2 separate regions of the Mus musculus genome follow, and region 1 is linked to region 2. Evidence: chromatin contacts called from ENCODE Hi-C or POLR2A ChIA-PET data. All regions are on one chromosome and are shown on one strand. The core of a region is the stretch at or near the end of the contact, and the rest is flanking DNA. Distances in the headings are between cores, read along the strand shown. Region 1 holds the start of Vamp1 (vesicle-associated membrane protein 1). Region 2 holds the start of Tnfrsf1a (tumor necrosis factor receptor superfamily, member 1a).

The links. A loop is a pair of places that touch in the nucleus more often than their neighbours do. ChIA-PET counts read pairs that join two places held with the same protein, here RNA polymerase II (POLR2A).
Region 1: POLR2A ChIA-PET joins it to region 2 with 13 read pairs in Patski. The contact joins the promoter of Vamp1 here to the promoter of Tnfrsf1a in region 2. A Hi-C loop is called at or near these places in 6 of 37 maps with a recorded cell type or tissue (gastrocnemius and heart). POLR2A ChIA-PET finds 5 or more read pairs at or near these places in 2 of 5 experiments (Patski and embryonic stem cell).

What each region holds. Positions count from the first base shown.
Region 1 is chr6:125,214,254-125,216,953 of GRCm38, forward strand. It overlaps Vamp1 (vesicle-associated membrane protein 1), which reads left to right and starts at 1,328. Exons shown (of 5, transcript NM_009496.3): 1 at 1,328-1,474. The coding sequence starts at 1,473.
Region 2 is chr6:125,348,321-125,351,020 of GRCm38, forward strand. Tnfrsf1a (tumor necrosis factor receptor superfamily, member 1a) reads left to right here and starts at 1,403. Exons shown (of 10, transcript NM_011609.4): 1 at 1,403-1,742. The coding sequence starts at 1,704.

The DNA of each region.
Region 1 (2,700 bases), core at 78-2,577, 130 kb before region 2:
TCTGTTTCTGCTGGGAAAAGAGTCTCTGAACGTCAAGTTGTAACTGTCCTATTAATGTTACTATGTTCTCTTTCCTTTTGCATGGATGCCTAAGATATAAACATTTACACTGCATCCAAAACCTAAGCTTCCACTAAATGTAAAATAAGAATTCTAAGGCTAGGAAAACGCAACCACAGCTATAGATTCCTTTAAAGCTGTGAAGCATAAAATAATGTTGAATTTTACAACTGATGTCTAGGAAAGGGATTCTACTGGAAGAGAGAAGAAACGTCTTTAAGTATTGAGAAGGAAAAATTGATTCTACTTAGATTTTGGAGGAGGAGTAAAGAGGAAAGGGCTGGGGCTGGAGAGAGATGGCTCAGTGGTGGAGGGAGCATATTGCTTTTGCAGAGGGTTTGGTTCCCAGCACTCACATATACTCAAAACCATCTAGGGAATAACCCTCCTCTGGCCTCCAAGGGCACCCAAGCATGCATAGATGCAGGCAGAAACTTGTACCATAATATATATATACATATGTGTGTGTGTGTGTATATATATATATATATATATATATATATATATATATATACACACACACACATACATACGCATAATGTGTGTGTATATATATATACATATATGTGTGTATATATATATATATACACACATATATATGTGTGTGTGTATCTATATATCTGTATATATGTATATATCTATATCTATCTATCTATCTATCTATCTATCTATCTATCTATCTATCTATCTATAGAGAGAGGTCTCAAAAAACAAAACAAAGCATAAACATAAAATAGGGAAGTCTACTTTAGTTCAGGTTTCTGGGCTGGGTTAACTAAGTCGCTGTGTTAACAGGTTTAGGGATGAAGTTCGTGATAGGGAAGAGAAGAATGAAGAATGTGGGTTTTATGGTCTCAGGCAGGGATGGTGACGGGGTGGTCCTGTGGCCAAGGACTTCATGAATATGCATTCACTGCTGAACCTCGCAGCCAGTTGGATTCCAGCGTCTAAGTCACTTGGGTTTCCTTCTGCCAGGTGCTGTGGGCGGGAGCGGTAAGAATGACAGCAGTCTCCAGCTCAGCGATTGGCTGGTAGGCACCATAAAAGGTCTAACTCAGCGGCGGAGACAGAGTTTGAGCTGGACTTTAAGCAAGCCACTTTTGTATTGGTCAGTGAAGAAATAGAAATAAGAGGACAATGGTAATTGCTGTAGTTGTGGGGGCGGGACTAGCAGGCCATTTCTCACGAGGATTGGACCTGGAGGTTTTGACATCATCCGAGAGGCGTGGTCATGTCTAATAAAGCCGAGAGCCGGCCCTGCACCTGCAGTAAGTTCCACCGCAGTTAGAGTTCCGGGTGTTTCGTGTGAGGCGGCGCTCGACAGTTCCGTCTGCTTCAGCCGCAGTGTCTCCCTGCCCGTCTCGTTGCATTCTCCAGAGAGGGGACGGACCTCCACTTCCTCTTTCAGAAAAATGTGAGTTGACTCTGCTCTAGGGTCCTCGACACCTCTTTACCGACTCTCCCCCGCAGTGTCCGACTCTGCGGGACGGGAAATGGCGCATTGCAGCAGCTGCGGCGACGCCGGGAACCACCAGCTCGCGCCGCCCCCAGACCGGGCCACCCCGGACTGCGGGCAGCGCTCCATCCCGCACCAACTGCAGCTGGCACTCCATGGCAGGGCGAGGGCGCGGGGGTCCCACGTACACCGCACCCTCCCCTCTTGTCTTTGTATCGTGGAACCCCAAAGGGGAAAAAGTGGGGGAGGTATAGATTCAGACAGGAAACTCGGAGACCCTTTCTTGTTTGACAGACTCTTAAAGCCTCTGGGAAGACTTATAGGTGTTCCTGTCCATTCTTGACTTGGAGTGCCCGCAGTCTCTGCGTTATGCATGCCCCTCACCCAGAGTGTGATGTACCTGCCTCATGGCTGTGAGCAAAGCTGCAGAAACTTAACTTGCTAGTTCTGTGGCGCCTTGCGAGTAGCTCAGAAAGTCTCAGGGGACAGTGGTATGAAATCTTAATGCAGCTGTTTATGCTAAGGCGATTTCCAGTGATCAAGTCCTAGCCAAATAAATATTGGAGGAGAAATAGGGAGAACAGTGAATTCTTCATTTTATCCAAAACACATAGTTTAGCCTTTAGCTCTTTTTGGCATCATCCCCTTCTGTGGCCAGATAAATTAAGAACTTCCCTTTAGGATCACATACACACAATGAAGAATTTTCTTTCTTTTCATTTATTATCTGAATCTCTTGCCTGGTGCTAGATTTATTTGTGTTTGTTCCCTCTTCCTCTCTCTCTCCCTCTTCCTCTCTCTCTCCCTCTTCCTCGCTCTCTCTATCCCCCTTCTTTGTTTGGCTTTTCCATATAGGGTTTCTCTGTGTACCCCTGGCTGTCTCAGAATTCCCTCTATAGACAAGGCTGGCCTTGAACTCAGAGATCCACCTGCCCCTGGCTTCCAAGTGCTGGGATTAAAGGTGTGCACCACTACACTCTGCTTGTGTTGCCTCTATTGGCAAAAGGGGGGCAGGATTTTGTATTACATAAGGGTTATAACTCCCTGAATAGGTTAGGGTGGAGTGTTTCTACCTGCCACAAATAGTAAATAAAGTGAGTTCTCCAAAGCTTCACAGCCATTTTATCCGTTCTCTGCATTAACATTCTGTGCAGTTTTTACAAGCCCATAGATCTAGATGTTTA
Region 2 (2,700 bases), core at 153-2,652:
TGATAGAGGGGGGTGAGCTTCCAGCAGCAGGGACACCTCCAGCTGGTCTTCCGCTCTGCCTTCAGGGTCACAGAGGAGAGGAGACAGCAGGGTTAGGATACTGGAGGTTGGAAGTCAGGGTAGCTCACAGGGAGAAGGGCCAGGAGCTCTGGTTCCAAGTCCCCAAGCCCTATGCCCCTATTCCTGGGTTTTCCCTCCAAGTCTCAAAGTCTCAGCTGCTTTTAAAGGACCGCAGGTTGGTTGAACTGGCATGCATAAAGAAGGTCATTGAGTCTCAAGGGCACTCGAGTGAATAGTGTCCGGGTGTTACAGGGTTCCATTGCACTGAAGACCTGCCCAAATGGGGATGGCAGGAGGCAGCCATCCCTAGTAAGGGATGCTATCAGAAGGTAAGGTCTTACTCAAAAGGACAGAGAGAACTGTGGGCCTTGCAGTAGGAGCTCGGCTGGCATCCTGATTCTCCGAGATCAGCCTCCCAGTGTGCAGAGTCCCGTGGCTTTTTCCTCACCCCTAAAGCTACAGACTGTGGTATAACTATCTTTGAGGTCAGTCCCAACGGATGCATCAGGATATCTAGAGCTGGGTGTGGTGGTGCACACCTGTAGTCTCAGCAGGTAGGAGGTGGGAGGATGAGAAGTACAAGGCCAGCCTCAGCTAGACAGTGAGTTTGAGGCCAGCCGGCTTGGGCTAAATGAAACCCTATTTCACACAGGTTGGAAAGGGGGCCCTGGGAGCCCTTTACAGAAGCCTGAATTCTCATGGCTTCTCTTTGCTATGTCAGGGCAGGCACTTTTCACTCCAAATTAACAACTGGGGAGACAACCAAGGCTTAGGAGAGGGTGCTGCCTGACACCCCCTCACCCGTGCCCCACCGTTGGTGACCGAGCCATGGTGGGCAGCTGAGGGACTTGTCTGGAAGACACAGATGAGAGTCAGTGGGAGTGACCTTGGGTCAGGACCCAGGCAGGGTAGAAAAGAACATTTGATTTCCCTCCCGGTTTGGGCTGACTGGGTAAACGTCCAAGAAAGTGCGATTAGAGGGAACTCAGAGGGAGGGAGAGCGCGAAGCAAAGGAGTTCTCGGCGGGCGAGCATCAGATATTGCCCTCCCCCTAATAACTCCCGCCTGCCGTCCCGTGAGATAGGTGGGCTGGCTTCCTTCCGTGAAATTGACAACAGGCTTAGAGGGGTTAGTCCACCGGTCTAAGCTCACCCACTTCAAAAGCAAAGGAGTCCGAACTGGAATTCTGTGGACTCTCAAGCTCTTAAGTGGTGTTAAGTGGGTTTGGGGCGCCAAGCTACGGGACCCGGGCTACAAAGCGTTAAAGAACCTTGGCCCTCTCCTCACTCCTCCTAGTTCCCTCCCTCCTCCTCCCTCGCCTCTCCCCAGGCTCTTCCGGTCCCGCTCTTGCAACACCACCCCCGCCACTCTCCCTTCCCCTCCTACCTTCTCTCTCCCCTCAGCTTAAATTTTCTCCGAGTTTTCCGAACTCTGGCTCATGATCGGGCCTACTGGGTGCGAGGTCCTGGAGGACCGTACCCTGATCTCTATCTGCCTCTGACTTTCAGCTTCTCGAACTCGAGGCCCAGGCTGCCATCGCCCGGGCCACCTGGTCCGATCATCTTACTTCATTCACGAGCGTTGTCAATTGCTGCCCTGTCCCCAGCCCCAATGGGGGAGTGAGAGGCCACTGCCGGCCGGACATGGGTCTCCCCACCGTGCCTGGCCTGCTGCTGTCACTGGTGAGATGGGAGACTGGAGGGGAGGGTGGGTTGCTAGCGAGGCGCCGGGCAGGAGTGGGCTTGTACTAGGGGTAGAGATGGGGGCAGGGGCTTCTGTGCTTTAGTTTGACGCCAGGTTTGCTGTGCCTCACCTGGGGCTGCCCTGAGATGTGGAAGGGAGAAATCTGAGAGGGAGAGAATCTGGCAAGCCAAGCTGGCAAGCCTGGGCCCCTGACAGTCAAGGTCCTGGCCCGTGTTGGGCTGTGGTCAGGCCAGCTGCTCGGCCAGTGGAGTTAGACGGAGAAGCCTTCTTTCTCTGGCCGAGGTTGAACAGCGTGGGGCAGGGTGTTGGAAGACTGGGTGCTAGGAGAACCGCTTTGGCGGGACGAGTTTGGGAAAGCGTGCTTGGGAGTGGACCCGAAACTGGACAAAGCTGGGCAGCCTTCCGGTCCCAGACTTCTCCCTGAGACAGCCTCTGACCTTCTGCCGCCTCCATTTCTGCTTCCAGACAAGAGGTCCCTCCTGGCGTGACCCTCCTTAAGTAGCTAATACCTCTTTATCTAGGCCATGTATCCTCCTGCTCCCTCCCCACAGACCCAAAAGTCAGTCTCACGGTTTCCAATTCCACAGTTCCAATTGGGGAAGTTGGTAGCAGCTTGTTTTCGTCACTGGAAAATGTACTTTTCTCTGGCCTCGGCCTAGTGTTCATGTTCTCTTGATTTCTGTGTGTCCATAATTATTCTGTGTAGATCCTGGGGGCTCCCTGGCTGTCTGGGTGGGCTGTACCATCGGCGCAGTGTTCTCTGGGTCCTGCCTCTCCCTGGCCCAGCGTTATCCCTGAGACCTGCCTTTTTCTCCCTCCCCTTTCACTCCTCATTCTCTTCTGGTCAGTCTCCAGAGCCTCCTTGCGGGGGTGGGGTGGGGGGGTGGGGGTGGCTCCTTTGTGTCTATTCCCTTCCCTTTCTCTACACACCATTCT